Regions from separate parts of the Homo sapiens genome. Here region 2 is linked to region 1. Evidence: read pairs that join two places in POLR2A ChIA-PET (ENCODE). Cell type or tissue: Panc1. All regions are shown on one strand.

Region 1 (8,000 bases):
TTCCGGATGAAATTCAGAATTTGGGTTCCCCTCAAGGAGGAAAACTCTTACAGTTAGTGCTATGCTATTGCTCCAAGGTCTCTGCAGGACTGGGCCTTAGGAACCAGGTGTTAGCCAGCCTGATCACTCACTCTGTTTTGGTTTCTCCCCTTCCCTGTTCCACTGTCCCATTCCTCTTTCAGTGCTTTCTTCACCTCCCAAATAAACGATATTGCACCCACATCATTGCCTCAGGCTCAGCTTCTGCAAGAATCCAAATTGAGATAGCATGATATTGCATAAAGACTCTGGGTTTTAGGATCATGTTCCAATGCTGACATGATTTAGCTGAAGGTTCTTGCCTTATTTCTTAGTCTATTTTCTGCTGCCATAACAGAATACCACAGACTGGGTAACTAAAATAGAAATTTATTTGGCTCATGGCTCTGGAGGCTGGAAAGTCCGAGAGCATGGCACTGGCATCTGGTAAAGGCCTTTGTGGTGTGTCATAACATTGTGGAAGACATCACATGGCAAGAAAGTGTGAGAGTGTATCAAACAGAGGGAGAACATTAGAATAGTGAACCCATCCTTTTTATCAGTAACTCACTGTCACAATAATGGCACTGATACATTCATGAGGGTGGATCTCTCATGGCCCAATCACCTCTTAAGTGACCCACCTCTTAATTCTGTCACAATGGCAATTAAATTTCTTTTCTTTCTTTTTTTTTTTTTGAGGTGGAGTTTTGCTCTTGTTGCCCAGACTGGAGTGCAATGGCACGTTCTCAGTTCACTGCAATCTCTGCCTCCTGGGTTCAAGTGATTCTCCTGCCTCAGCCTCCCAAGTAGCTGGGATTACAGGCATATGCCACCACGCCTGGCTAATTTCGTATTTTTAGTAGAGATGGGGTTTCACCATGTTGGCCAGGCTGGTCTCAAACTCCTGACCTCAGGTGATCCACCTGCCCTGGCATCCCAAAGTGCTGGGATTACGGGTGTGAGCCACTGCACCTGGCCAGGCAATTAAATTTCAATGTGAGTTTTGAAGGAGACATTCAAACCATAGTACTTCATAACCAATTTTGATAATAATTTTCGCATCTATGAATGGGGCTACTAAAAATTCCTTTCCTGCCCATCTTAGAGACTATGTTATGATAAGATTAAATGAGATAATGTGAGTAAAAACAATAACAACAAAAAAGCAAACCATAAATCAATATGTACATGTAAGGAGTTACCATTGTCATTAATATTTGATCTTGTACATTCAACTCTCACCATCAAAAGGCATTTTGGGAGTGGAGATTTCAGGGCCATCTTCCCTGGCACAGATTTGGCTGAGCCTGTCCACCAGCCTCTTTTCGTTCTTTGTGCACCTTTTGCACTGTGATCACTGAGGGCTCCCACTTATTCTTCACCTGGTTCCCTGACTTTGAAGTTATTTAAAGGAACTGTTATTACTGGCTTTGGAGTTCCTCACAAGGGGATTCTCAGATGCTTTTCCTGGATGTTTGACTTCAAATGTACATCTGACCTGCCATGCACTCTTTTCTTGTAATAAATAATTAATAATAAAATATAAATATATAATATAGATTATATACACTTACAGGATGCCTTTCCCTTTACATCTTTACATGACTTCTTTTTCTCTGCTAGTTAGCAATGCAGAGGGTTTTTTTTTTTTTTTCCTTTCCAGAAACCAGTCTTTTTGATCCTCAGCACACATTTTTTCCTGGCTTTCAATGAGGATTTTCTTTATTTTTTTAAAATAGTCTATGGGTTTCTTATGCTTTTAAAAATGTTATTTAAAACTTTCTTTTAACCATTCCTTTTGATTTTTTTTCTTCAACACATGCTCTCATTTTCTATATTTCTGTCTACAAGAAATGAGCAGTGGCATAATGGGTATTTTCGGCTTTCCCACCAGGGGATTAAACTTCAAGGTGCTGTGGTCTGAAGGAGGCAGAGCTTCACCCATAAATGTGTTTTGGCCAGTTCCTGCCTTTCCCTCTAGAAACACCCCTGCCTCTTCCCCACGCTGCAACCAGCAAGCCTCGTGCCTGTGACAGGGCCCTTATCTCCGTCACCACCGGGGACTCGCTGCACAATGCCACTTTATCACTTGCACCAGCTGCCTGAGCTCACTGCACCTCACCCTTAATTAATTACACCCTCTGCCGTAAGGAGCCATCTCCCTCCCGAAGACAGCCTTCAAGACCCGTCAGATGAAGAAGCAAAACCCTTTCATCTTTCCTGATGGCTCCTCTCTTTCTATGTCATTTTTTTCCCCTTCCTGCCAACACTGATTCTTTTGTAAATCTGCTTGTGCTCTTGGTCTAGAGCCATCCACGAGGCCTGGACTCCGCAGTGAAATCAAGCTCCAGGAAGCAGGGTGTGAGGCCCATTAAGTATGGCAGGGAGCAGAGGCAGGGTGTTTGGTCTTACGAGACTCCAGAGGCCAGTATTCAAAAATGGTCAGAGGGCATGGGAGCATGGGGCAAGGTGGTGTATGTGTCCCAGGTGGGGGGCGCAGTGACTGCTGGGGATCAGAGATAGGCTTCAGATATGGTTGTGAAGAATATTCCTCTGTGATATCATGTTTCACTGTTGTGTCATAGACAGTGAGAGACCCTGTCAACAGAGGCACAGGCAGCAATGGGTTCTGCAAATCATGACGCAGACAGCGACACTAACAGTGAGAAGCCTCAGCACAGAGTTGCACAGAGAGACTGCCTCTGCATTTGTGACACTGACAGCACAGACACCATAACTCCAGCCATGACAGGCTCTGCACACAGGGACCCAGGAAGTGAAGGGCACTGCAGACCATACCTCTGACTGTGACAGACCCCGAACATCCACAGAGACAGTAACATCAGCATTGACAGGCTCAGCAAACAGAGAAATAGGGAGGAATGGGCTCTGTCGACATCATAACACCAACAGACACAGGGACAAGTACTGCAAACAGTGACACAAACAGTACTAGCCTCTCCCAATAATACCAAGCTCTGCAAATAAAACTAAACTCCACAGAATGACAAACAGTGCCACGGTCTACAAATGGTGACACAGGCAATGACAAGCTTTGCAAACAGCTCCAAGCTCTGCAAATAATGACACACAGGGCCAAGCTCTGCAAACAGTGAGTGTAGTTGCACCTGGGGCATGGACAGCCAACCAAGGGCCACGCCTGCTTATTTCAAACACTGGCCCTGAGCACACCCACCTGCTATCACTGTCTCTAACACTCCCCATCTCCCTCCCACTCTCTCCACTGCTTCAAGTCTCCTTTCATTTGAAAATCCTTCACTTGACCCACTCTTCTTTCCTCTTATCTGTGGGTGTTCTGCCTTTCAGAGCTAAGCCTTTCCCATGAAGAACCAGGCCTAAGGCCTTCTGGAACCCACCCCCTTGGCACCCTGGGAAGACACGCCCTCCACCAGAACCCTCACCTTCATGCCCTGTGGTTTCTGTAGCTGAGCTGCCCACTCCCCCTCAGATTTCAGACTGACCTTCCTTACCCCTGGCTTCTGGAATCTGCCCCCATCTGCCTGAAATGGGGTGGGGAAGGGAAGGATGATCCCCAGACCATATGAAGCCATGTCTGCTCATCTCTGCTTCCTCCTTCACTATGACCCTGTGAGGTGCAGCGTGTGAGGAGACAGAAGCACACAGAGGAGAATTCACCTGCCAGGGCCATAGAAATCCTGCGCTGCTGTCCAGCACTGGGATTCGTGTCTGCCCAACTCTCAGGTGGATGAGTTACTATTACGGGTGACGTAGCAAAGCAGTTTGGTGTGCAGACCACAGGCAAGAACTGCTTGAATCCTGGCTCTGTGATCTGTGGGAAATATGTAACCTCTCGCCTCCTCAGTTTCCTCATCTGGAAAATGGGGATAATAATTATACTTATCTCAGAGTGTCTGAGTGAGAATTTAATGATACTTAAATGCCTAAAAGGGTTTTTTTGGAAGCTGCAACTGACCTGCTCAGCCCTGCTCTGGTCTCATTTCCTCAGCCTCCCCCCTGTCCCTGCTACTCCACACAGCCTCCTTGCTCTCTTCCAACCAGCTGGACCCCTCCTTGCGTGGGTGATACACGCTGTTCCCTGTGGAGTGAGCTTTCCCAGGTGTCCGCCCAGCTCACCCCTTCCCTCCTGCAGGTCTCCAGGCTCAAGTGTCACCTCCACAGAGAGACTTCCCTGACTGCCCTGGGTAAAGTGGCGCTTTCTCTAGCTCCGGCTCCCCTCAGCCTGCTTTAATTCTTCTTTTGTCACCACCTTTATTGCCGAGTCCTGTAGCCTCTGGGAGGACCGGGAGCTCAGGGGCATGGGTTGCAAATGTAAACAGGGCAATGCGGGGAAGCCAGCATCCGTGGGAGGAGAGGGAGCTGTGCTGTGGCTCCCTGAGGACTTGAAGCCAGGCCAGGAGGATGTCACTGGCTTTTCATAGGGATCCCTCACCTAGGCACGCCTCAGCTGAGGTGGCCTTTCCCCTCCAGCAGCCCTTTGGTAGGAACCGGGAGGCCTGCTGGCAGCAAGGGAGATGACATGCCTGAGCCTTGACACTGACACTTTTCCCCCCAGCAAACAGGCATGAGGGCTGGAAGAGGAGAAAACACAACTGGCTAGGAGAAGGCAACCTTCCCTGCTGTGGTGAGCAACAGTCGTGAGCTGTCAGCTCCTCTGGGACATCCTCTCCCTTTCAGTTCCCTGCCTGCAACACAGTTCTCCCTCTCTCCTGCCAGAGGAGGCTTGGGCTGGCAGAGAGAAGAGAAAGAATAACCAGAGAGGGACCAGGCAGAGGGGAGAAGAATCCAGCATGTGCTGGTGGCTTCGAACTACACTGAGCTCAGACACGCAGGCTCTGAGGCTGGAACAGTGCTTCCCTCTTGAGGCTTCCTCCAGGCAGGGCCCGCAGAAGCTGCCGCTGCACTCTCTGAATTCCAACACTCCAGATGTGCAGGGGGCCAGATGCACAAACCGAAGCCTAGAGCCCTGGGTTGAGATGCCTGGGCAACAGAGAGCAAGGACTCTGCCTCATTATGGGATGCAATAAGCAGGTAACTTCTTTCACTGAAAGACTGGATTCTCCTCCAGGTCTTGAGATGAGATCCTGGGTCTGCAGCAGGTCATCTGAGCATCAAACATAATATTAATCTTCTAGGTATCTTGACTGCTGTGTGCACAAATACTGTGCAGTCAGGAAAATGGCAGCTTAGTTACGTCCCAGTCCTGTTGTTGTGTGGGCTTTGCAGTCCCCTAAGTCCAGGCTTTGGGGGAGCTGCACTGTGCTATCCACAGATCCAGCCTCTTTCTGTCTCCTGTCCCTGCTCCCTGGCTGCACATCCAGGGAATCTTCCTTGAGGTGTGGTGAGTTGCTATACTACTCGTCTAGCATTTCCAGAACATGTTGGAGGGAATCAAAGCCTTCCTATAGAAACTAATGGGGACAGATTTCATACTCTGGAAGAGTGCTTTAAGCAAATGAATAAGCAAATACCAGGACATGGGAAAAAGCTAGAGGAAGCAAGAGATGAACAAAGCCTCTGTTGGATCGTATGGGGACTGGAAAACAGAGGCGTCAAGGCAGACCAGGATCATGGAGGTGACCCACCTGGTGATGCTGGTCCAGGGCACTGTGACTTTGTCAGTGAGAAGGCCTATTCATTCATTCACTGACTTGCCCACTCATTTATTCATTCAACTGAGCACCTGCCACGTGCCAGCATGGGGCAGCCCTGGGCCTTTGGATGAACAAGAGAGACATGAAACTCACAGTCCAATGGGACTGATTTCAAAGACCCCATGTTTCCTTCCGAGTTTGTGTGGTTTCTATATATTCAGCCCATACTGCACACTGTCAGGGCTGCTGATGAGAGAGTGGGCATCAGAGCAGCATGTGGAGTGGAGCTGTGTGGTTGTGGTCAGAGCCAGTAGCAACTAGGGTATTAAGGATTTAGAATGCCAACCCTGCATTCAGTTCTCTTTATAGATCCTTTTGGTCAACTTCATAAAGTCCGGAGTTAGGGAGCCCCTTTAGGTACAGATGTGCTCTTATCCCTGGAATGGGTAGATAGGGCATGGCTGTTATAGTCAGCTCCTGATATCCTAAATGGGCAGGGTCAGGGGGAGGTCCTGAACCCACCCCCTCCCAACAAACACACACACAATATTTACACACACAGACTCATACTGACATATGCAAACACACATATACAATTCACATACACTTATACTCTCACTCAGGGGCATGGGTTGCAACTGTAAACAGGGGAATGCAGGGAAGCCATACATGCACAGACTCATGTAGACACACATACAATTCACACACACATACATGCACACATTCACAGACACAGGACACACAAACATGTTCTGTCTCTTGCTCTCTGTCTTGCTTTATTTTTCTCCTGCAGACTGCTCCTTTCTGTCTGGCAGTGCTGCAGACAGGAGGCTTAAGAGAGTTAGGGTTAGGAGATGTTCTCTCTGGAGTCAGTTAGCCCTCAATCCTCCTGGGCTTTCTGCTGCTGACTAGCTGTGTATCCTTGGCTAATATTTCTGACCCTCATGTACCTGTTCTGATGAGTGAGGATGACATATCCACCGTCAAGATTTAAATGAGAGAAACAAGAACAAGCATGTGAAGTGGACAGGTGTCTGTCTTTGTGGCCAACCTCACTCTCTCCCTGTGTCTGGAGATTTCTCCCTATGTTGGGACCAGAGTGGGTGGCAGAGCCTACCTTCTACTATGGAAGACTTGGCTCTGCCATTCGGATGCACCTGCCCAAGACTCAAGGGGATCCTAAAGAATTATATCTGGTTGCTGCAACCATTTTAAGAGTTCTCAGGACAGCAGTGGCTGTGCTGCTAATTTGGTGGCCAGCATCCAGCTGGCAAGCTCCAGGCCTAGGGCCAGCCCAGCAGCAGTGGTGTTCAAATGTGGACCATTTTTGCAGCAGCATCACTTTGGGTGTTATTCTTGAGTGTGTAGCCCCAAACCTGGTATTTAGGCCCTTTAGAGAGTCTATGAGCAACCAAAGATGTTTTTAGTAAATTATTTTTAGGTTTAAATCAGCCAGAGTTGGTTTCTGTTGCTTGCAGCTCAGAGCCCGGTCTGCTAGAGTGTGTAAAGCATTTGGCCTGGTGCCCAGAACACACATAGCAGGTGCTCAATAAATGTTAGCCATTAGAGATGACATGCACACAGCTTCAGAGATAAATTGGAGAGGGCAGGATGGAGGGAGGGGGCTGTGAGAACAGGATGCAGCTGAAGCCCTCATGGCGGAAGTGATCCAATCTCCCCACCCTCAGTTTCTCCAGCCGCAGGGCCCCAGGAGACAGACGGGAAGCCTCTTTCCCTTTTCACTGGTTCTCTGTCACTTGCCTGCTTCCAGCCCAGTCAGGGTTGGGTTTATTTGCACAGCTCAGATTCCCAGGAGGAGTGGGAGTAGTAGGAAGGGCAGCAGGAGAGGCTGGACAGAAATCCAGATAAAAGGCTTTAAGTGGAAGCCCCATCAGAGCCTGCCAGATTCCCGGTACCAGTTTATTCCCTTTACTCCCCAAGTAAACGTGCCTATATCTGTTGCTTGGCTTCATCGTCTCCATTTCTGCTCAAACAAATCCCAGATCACTGAGCTTCAGAAAAGAAATACAGGAACACCAGGAAGCCCCTGAAGGCAGAGGACACACAGGGAGGACCATCGGCCAGAGCCTGTGGGATTAGTCTTCTGCCCTGCTCCAAAACCCCCTTAGGTACATGGGCCCTTTCTCTAACCCCTACCTTCCTCCATGGGAGATACATATTACCTTTACCCAGAGGGCTACATACAGTTATATGCCTTTTGAACTGCACAGAGGCATCAGCTGAAAGTAAAAGTGGGGTTCCTTGGATCCAGGCTGGGTCCGACTGGGGGAAGGAGCACCTTTGTACCTCCACAAGAGACTACATGCAAGACCATGCTTGTAGCACTATTGAGGGGCTTTGAGAGTTTATCACCATGTTACTAGT
Region 2 (8,000 bases), 320 kb after region 1:
GATGGAACAACACTCATCTCCTCTACTCCCTTGCAGCTCATGCATGAAAGCAAACAGGTCCCTTTGGGGCTCGCAGGAAGAGAGAGAATCTGGGAGTAAGGGCTGCTTGGCTTGGTTTAATGAGGCCATGTCATGTAGTCTGAGATCTCAAGGCTAACTAGAGAGGGTGGCAAGCCAGTGGTTCTGTGAAGAGCCAGTAATGAGGACACAGAGAGCCAGGGGTCGGGTAGGGGAAGCCTGATGTGGCCCTTCCAAATTAGTGCTGAGGCTCAACAGGCAGCCATGGTGCATCACTGATGGAGGGAGGAGAGGACAGAGCACCTAGAAAGGCGTGGTGCTAGTGGGGCAGAGGGGAGGCTGGAGGCTGGAGGAATTATGCAGATACAAGAGGTGGTATTTGTTGACAACTCCAGGAAGGCAAGGATTTCTTGTATAGACACCAGCACCAATGTCTTCCTCTTACACAAACACACATTCACCCTGTCTCTCACTCACATACCTACTAAATAGCAAATACTTCAGGCTCACTTCATCTAACCTGTGGGTGTCTGTTAGTCAGGGGAGGCAACTGCTGTTGCAAATAATTGCCATAATGTAAAGCCTCAAGCAGAATCAAATTTGATTTCTCACTTTCCTAACAGTCCAGAGCGGTGTGCCAGGTTATCAGGAGACCTTCCTTATGGGAGACTTAGGTACCCAGTACGTACCTCCCTCTAGGCCTTGTCATCCTGCCCAAGGGTCCAGCTGGCAGAAGGAAAAGGGAGTGTGGGGAAGGCACCCGAGCTACTGAAGACCTGGCCCAGAGATGGCACAGATCATCTGGCACAGATGACATCCTCCACATCCCTTTAGCCAGAAAGGGTCACATGGGCACACTAGCTGCAAGGGAGCCTGGAGAGTGTAGCCTAGACTGGAAGCCATGAGAGAGGGGGAGAGTGGGGTTTGGTAGTCATTCCACAGGCTCTTCCTGGAGGCTGAGGACCAGGTGGAAACTCCCACTCCATTCCCATTCCTATTCCTGAGGCCCAAATGCCTTTTCTGGGGGGTAAACTCTGTTCCATTAGAAAAGAGGAGCCTCAGCCTACAGAGAGAGGTCACATAGGAAGTCACCTCAGAAGTTTCAGAGGATGTGGGAGCCTCTGGGGGAGGTGGGGTTAGGGGGTTGGTTGAAAGAGGGGCAGAACAATGACTAACATTGCCTAGGACCAGGACCCCTTATTGCCACATACATGTAAACACCTACACTCTGGCACACACTCACAAATACCCACACATTCAGCTGACAAATGATACTTCTTAGACACACATCTTCTCACACACAGGCATACACACAATCACATACCCCAAACACATATGTATATGCACATCCATGAAAGGTTTTCAGGAGCCCTTGCAGTAAGCCTCAAGGATATAGAAAAACACCTCTCCAGGCCGGGTGTGTTGGCTCATGCCTGTAATCCCAGCACTTTAGGAGGCCAAGGTGGGTGGATCACTTGAGGTCAGGAGTTTGAGATCAGCCTGGCCAACATGGTGAAACCCCATCTCTACTAAAAATACAAAAATTAGCCAGGTATGGTGGTGCATGCCTGTAATCTCAGCTACTCAGGAGGCTGAGGCAGGAGAATTGCTTGAGCCTGGGAGGCAGAAGCTGCAGTGATCCAAGATCATGCCATTGCACTCCAGCCTGGGTGACAGACTAAGACTCCATCTCAAAAAAAAAAAAAAAAAGGAAAAGTACCTCTCCAGAAAGATGTCCTCAGAACCAGCCAGTGTCTGAGAGTCACCATTAACTAACCCTTGAATATTAGATAAGAATCCCTCACATATGTTTAGGCCCTAACATTTTGCAAAGCACTCTTGCACTCACTGCCTAACCGTAGGGTAAATATTTACTCAGCATTGACTCTAGGCCAGACATCGTGATCAGCAGTAGAAATACAAAGAGGAATAAGACACAGTTCCAGTCCTCAAGGGAAAGGTGTACATGAACGACCCCCAGGGCTTTAACAGGGGACTGTAAGAGTGGTTGTGGGAGGAGGGAGAGAAGAGATAGCTCTGATGAGGTCAGAGGTAATTTATGAGTCAGGCCTTAAAAGATGAGGTCACCCAGTGGAGAAAGATATGATGCTAAGGAAGAGGGACCACTGTGTGCAATGGGATCAAGTTGGCTTACTGGGGGAGTGATGAGTGATTCCGAGAAGCTGGTAAATTGTTTCCTAAAGCTGGAGTTTCACTAGATACAGCCAAGATGTGCTGCTGCTGACATGAAGTGATGATCATCTTTTCCCAAAGTGCAAGGAAATAAGTTAATAAATAGAATGTTTTCAACAATGTAAGGGTTATCTCCTTGTGTCATTCAGGATTCAGTCAGAAATAAAAGAACATTTTAGGTCTTTTGAAAGAGGGAATTCAGGCCAGGAGCCGTGGCTCACGCCTGTAATCCCAGCACTTTAGGAAGCCAAGGCGGGCGGATGGTCTGAGCTCAAGAGTTCAAGACCACCGTGGGCAACATGGTGAAACCCCGCCTCTACTCAAATACAAAAAATTAGCCAGGCTTGGTGGCGTGCACCTGTAGGCCCAGTTACTCAGGAGGCTGAAGCACAAGAATCGCTTGAGCCCCTGAGGCGGAGGTTGCAGTGAGCCGAGAGATCGCACCACTGTACTTCAGCTTGGGCTACAGAGTGAGACTGTGTCTCAAAAAAAAAAAAAAAGAAAAAAAAAAAGAAAAGAAAAAGAAAGAGAATTCAGTACAGGGTTTGGATTTCAGGGATGATGGAGCTGCTCAGAGGTCAACAACAGGTGGGGGCAGTGAGCATGGGAGCAGTGGGTGGGGGGCAGGACAGTGAGGCGCTATAGAGATTAGCAACAGCTGGGAGCCACCGCCACCCACCCATCCCCATCCAAGGCTGGAAGGACACAGGAGGAGATGGCATGACCAGTGACTAAGATCCTAATGTGTCTAGCAGGAGCTGGAACCCTGGCAGCTGGAATCACAGAGGAGATTCACTGACAGGGTGAAACCACTTGGAGACGAAAAAATAGAAGAGATACCTGGCTTCTCCCCTCTTCCGGCCCTCCAGTCTCTCTCTCCAGTGCCTCCATTGGCCAACTCCAACTGGCAGCCTGAGGGCTCAGAAACCTGGGAACAGACAAGGGAGCCTGGGAAATGTAGTTCCCCACAGGCAGAGGCAAGCAGGTGAAATGTGGAGAACAGATTCGAGAGCCCACAGTAGAATAACAGTATGTGCCTGTGATTTCATAGACCTCTAGTATCAGCCGTAGATTTGTGTGCTAGTGTTAAGCTGAATGAACAATGCCAAAATAATATTAACAGAAAAGGAAAGAAAAAGAAAAACAATCCAGAGGCAGCCACTTAGGCTTGTTTTGTGTTTCTTTGGTAAGTGCTTGGGGTTGCAGTTTCAAATTGTCTTTTAGAGTGTGTGAGCTTAATTAAATTTAACGCACTGGAGCAGTTTAACTTAAAATAGCAATTCATGTTTTCTGCTAACAGAGATGTTGGTAGTTTACATGATGGAAAGAAATCTCTCAGGATTTCAGGGACGTGTTTTTCATGGAGGTGCCCATGACTGACCTGATGGTTGAGCCATTTATTATCTATTGTCCCTCGGGATCCACTCTCCCCTCCTCCGCCTTGCCCTGCACTCTGGAAGCCTGACCTGCATGTGCCTGTGAACTCTGGCTTTCGGTTTGGTTCAGCCATGCAGAGCAGCAGCAGAAGGTCGGCGGCAGAGAAGAGTGAGGTCCGGCTACTTCTTTGTCCGGTGCCCACCCTGTAAGGTTGCCCCTGGCAGCTTCTGTTTCTCAACCAAATTCTCTAAACCAATGTGCCTCAATGGAGGGTGACTTTGCCCCCAGAGGACATTGGGCAATGCTTGGAGACATTTTAGCTTGTCACACTGTGGGTGTGTTCTGGCATCTGGTGGGTGGAGCCCAGGGGTGTCCTGGGATTGTCCTCCTACGATGCAGAGGTCAGCCCCACACAGCCAAGACATAGTCAGCCAAAGTGTCAACAGTGGTGAGGCTGAGAAAGCCTGCACTAGCCCAGGGCTCCTCAAGCTATTCATTGTGAAGGAGCAGCTTCGATTTTCCCCACTCTGTTGCAGGCCAGTGTTTTTGTAAGACTAGAACTAAGTTACCAGAAATAATCATCATGCACTTCAATGTGACAACCAATGCCAAATTGCTATAAAGCCTTAATTCCTACTCTTGACTTCTGTAGTGTCTGATCATGGAACAGGAACAAACAGTCCATGGGCCGGCATCCATCTGTGAGCCACACTACAAGCAGCACTGGCCTACATGCTTCTCTCTCCTGGGGATGAGGCAGACGTAACACCTCGGCTCTTGGCTGCTATTAGCTCTGGGTTCTTGCACATTCCCTTGTGATACCCTCTTGCCTCTTTACAACTAGCCCCTTGATAAATAAGATCTTTAATTATCCTTCTAGGAAGTGCCATCTGCCCATTCAGGGCCCGGCTGATTCTGCAGTGTTTTCCTACCTGGGCAAGTTTTTGAGAATGTGGGCAGCGTCAGAGGCTGTGTGGGTAGAAGGACAACAATGTGACAGCAGCCTGGTTTGGGAGCCCAGCTAAGGAGTTTGCACTGTCTCTTGTAGACCATAGTTAGTACTTGAAGCATCTCAGTGGGCAGGCGACACAGCCAGAGTTGTGTTTTAGGTGGAGCACTAGAGATGGTGTGGTGCTGAGAATGCACTTTCAGGGAGCAAAATTTGTGGCAGAGAGCCTGACTGGAGGCTGCTGAGTCCATCCTGACCAGAAATGGAGAGGCCTAAGCTAACACTGTATGTGGAGTTGGAAGGCAGAGGGTGTTCAGAAGGTAGAATCTACCAGCCAGAGTGATGGGTTGTGAGCAGGAGTGAAGGGGGAAATCCAGGCTCCCCAGCTATAGCTTGGAGGATCAGTGGATGGTTTTGTAGGGTTGGATGATGAGGTGGACAGGGGGACACAGGTCAGAGATGAATTCTATATCTTTCACTAGAGTGCCCATTTCACGTGGCTTTCTCATGCAATTTGTCTGTTGGTTGCCTGGAGGCAGAAGTGTCTTGCTTTTAAGAAGTGTGGGCTGTGGGATGCAATGGACCTGTTCTGGTCTCAGCCCCATCATTCCCCCAAGGGAAAGTTCAAACTGTTCAGCTTCCTCCTTCTCTAAACCGGAATAACTTCCTCAGAGGGTTGTAGGAGATTAAATGAGATAATGCGTGTAAACTTGCCAGGACAAGTAAGTGCTAGGCAAATACTGGTTATTATTGTTATTAGAAAAGGCAAACTTGACCTTGCCAGCCAGGGCTGTTTTGAGTTAGCTGGCTCTGGCTCTCCTTAAGTCACCCCAACTCCTCCTACCGCCAACACACACACACAGACGTACACACGCACACATACACACACACACACACACACACACACACACACACACACACACACAGAGCAGAGGAATCAGGAGCCGCCTTCCGCCTTTCTGCTCTTCATCCTAGCAGGCTTTTCCTGCTGGCCTTGTTTCTGATGGGCCAATTACAGTGCAAAACTGTTCCAGACCTGACCTTTCATCCCGGTTCCAGTGGCCCGCCAAGAATCAGCCTTGCCTTGTTACACCTCCATCAGCAGCACAGCCCAACCGCAGCTTCATCACATTAGGATGTGGCTTCATCACATTATGATTTTCTCTGAGTTGGGGAGCAAAGGTGAGTTGGGGAGACCAGGCAGGGTTCCTCACAAAGTTGCCCAGGAAGGGCAGGAAGACGGGGCAGTGTCCGAGAGGCAGCATGACCCAGGGGTCAGGTGCGGAGGCCCTGGAGCCAAACTGCCTGATTTAAATCCCAGCTCTGCCAACTTACTAGCTGGGCCTCCTTGGGCAGGTAGCTTAACCTTTCTGTGCCTCAGTTTCTTATCTGTTAAGTGGAAATGAGAATAACAATAATGGCCTCCCAACAATGTTAGGGAGTATTAAAAGAGTCTTAATCCCCTTAAATATCTCACAATAGTGCCTGGCACAGAGTAAGCCCTCATGTTAGCTGTTCTTCTTATTTTGTTGCTATTAGTAGTAGTACTAATAGTAGTACTAGTGTGATCTGCTTCCCAGGAGAAGGTGGCTAAATATTGAGAAGATTTCTGGGCTCGTGGTACATCTTTGGTGACCTGGGGTGGCTGTGTTCAATGCAATCATGAATGTGGAAACCTATGTTACACAACAGGTATTCAGTAAACAAGGATGTCCATCCACCTCTCAAGTGGACATGCTCTTATATCACTGTGGCCCAACAAAATGGTGGAATGCCGTGATTCAGAGCAGACTGACGGTGGCCTCCCTGGGATTTAATCCCAGCTCTGCCATGTTATCTTTGCATAACACTTCTGCACCTCTGTTTCCCCATCTGAAAAATCTGGATTATGATGGCAGCTGTGTCGGGGAGTTGCGGTAGGCCTAAGTGAGTTGGCATAGGGCACTTAGAGCATGGCGCACAGTTACCAGCTGGTGTTTGCTCTTGCTGTTGTCACTGTTCTGGGTGTGCTTAGCTCCTGCCATCTCAACTTACATCATTAGCCCTGAGGGGAAAGGAACGAGGCCCTGGAGGACTCAAGTGTCCCCTGCAGCATTGGCCACACAGGGCTCCTCAGGCCCTGCCCAGCAGATGGCCTAGCAGGCTGGCATCCTGTCAGTAGAGGAGCGTGAGTCACAGCAGGCTCTAAGCTGCTCCAGGGATGAAGGTGGTTGACCAGCCACAGGCCAGGGCGAACTTTTCACTGAAATGAGGAAAAATGCTTCCATGTCTGTCACACAGTGAGGAACAAGCCCAGACCGTGGACCCAGAAGCTAGTGTTAAAGGTCTCAACTGCTGCATACTAGCAGTCCCAGCTGTGTGACCTCAGGCAGATCACTTACCCTCTCTGAGTCTCAGCCATTTCTTCTCTGTGAAATGGGAGTACTGATCACTGCCTTTACAGGACTGTCATGATGCCCAGGTGAAACTGGCTCTGAAGTCTTCAGATAGACCTGTGGGGCTGGCTGCAGGGTCCTTGCTGGATCCACCTCTCCTAACCCCTCTGGCCTCTTCTGCCCCAAACACTGTGCTAAGGGTGGGGCTGTGTATTAGTCCATTTTCACGCTGCTGATAAAGACATACACGAGACTGGATAATTTACAAAAAAAAAAAAAAAAAGGAAAAGAAAAAGTTTAAATGGACTCACAGTTCCACATGGCTGGGGAGGCCTCACAATCATGGCAAAAGGTGAAAGGCACATCTCACCTGGTGGCAGACAAGAGAAGAGAGCTTGTGCAGGGAAACTCCCCTTTATAAAACCATCAGATCTCATGAGATTTGTTCACTGTCATGAGAATAGCTTGGGAAAGACCCACCCTCATGATTTAATTACCTCCCACCAGGTCCCTCCCACAACACCTGTGAATTGTAGGAGCTACAATTCAAGATGAGATTTGGGTGGGGACACAGCCAAACCATATCAGGTGGGCCTTGGGGGCTCAATTTCCTCCAGTGTGGCTTCCCCAGCAAAAGAGCAGGTGGGCAGGTGAGGAGGGAGGCAGCAGCCACTGGGGTTGCCCACTGACGGGATGTCAATATCTGTCTGTCAGTTCCAGTCCTCTGTGCATGGATCCCAGGTGGAAGTTTTCAGGCTTCAGTATTTCATATTTGAGATCTTAATTAAGTTGCCTAGCTCCAGGTTTGAGGGGTTGATGGGAACTGATAGAGCCCTTTCATTCTCAAGTAGTAGGGAATAGGAGAATGGGAGTGGAGGAACTACCAAGAAAGCTACACAGTGGTACCTTCAGGCCTGGGTATTTCTTTGGGAGTGTTTATGGAAGTGACACAGGCATCATCTCTGGAATCAGCAGAAGGCATGATACCTCAACAAGGGTCTTGGAGTTCAGGGTGTGCATCCAGGCTTAACAAGGTCACAAGGGTCCAGAGTTCAGGGTGAGGAGTTCCAGGCAGGAGAGGACCAGCC

Evidence for each region. Peaks named below come from ENCODE experiments on the same cell type or tissue, not always from the same donor. Only the 100,000 strongest peaks of a DNase experiment are listed, where the experiment ranks them.
Region 2: POLR2A ChIA-PET joins it to region 1 with 8 read pairs; 2 of 35 experiments call an interaction of 5 or more read pairs at or near these places.

What each region holds. Positions count from the first base shown.
Region 1 is chr6:40,710,040-40,718,039 of GRCh38, reverse strand. LOC101929535 (a long non-coding RNA gene) reads left to right here and starts at 2,662. Exons shown (of 3, transcript NR_187731.1): 1 at 2,662-3,133; 2 at 3,642-3,744; 3 at 4,577-5,196. LOC105375052 (a long non-coding RNA gene) reads right to left here and starts at 2,498. Exons shown (of 4, transcript XR_926789.2): 1 at 1,596-2,498. RefSeq lists an enhancer at 4,379-4,880. In Panc1, no CTCF peak of the experiment used is centred here; a DNase peak (open chromatin) is centred at 3,069.
Region 2 is chr6:40,394,150-40,402,149 of GRCh38, reverse strand. The region is part of intron 2 of LRFN2 (leucine rich repeat and fibronectin type III domain containing 2); the gene reads left to right. Among named protein-coding and RNA genes, the nearest start is that of TDRG1, 20 kb to the right of the region's middle. In Panc1, no CTCF peak of the experiment used is centred here; no DNase peak of the experiment used is centred here.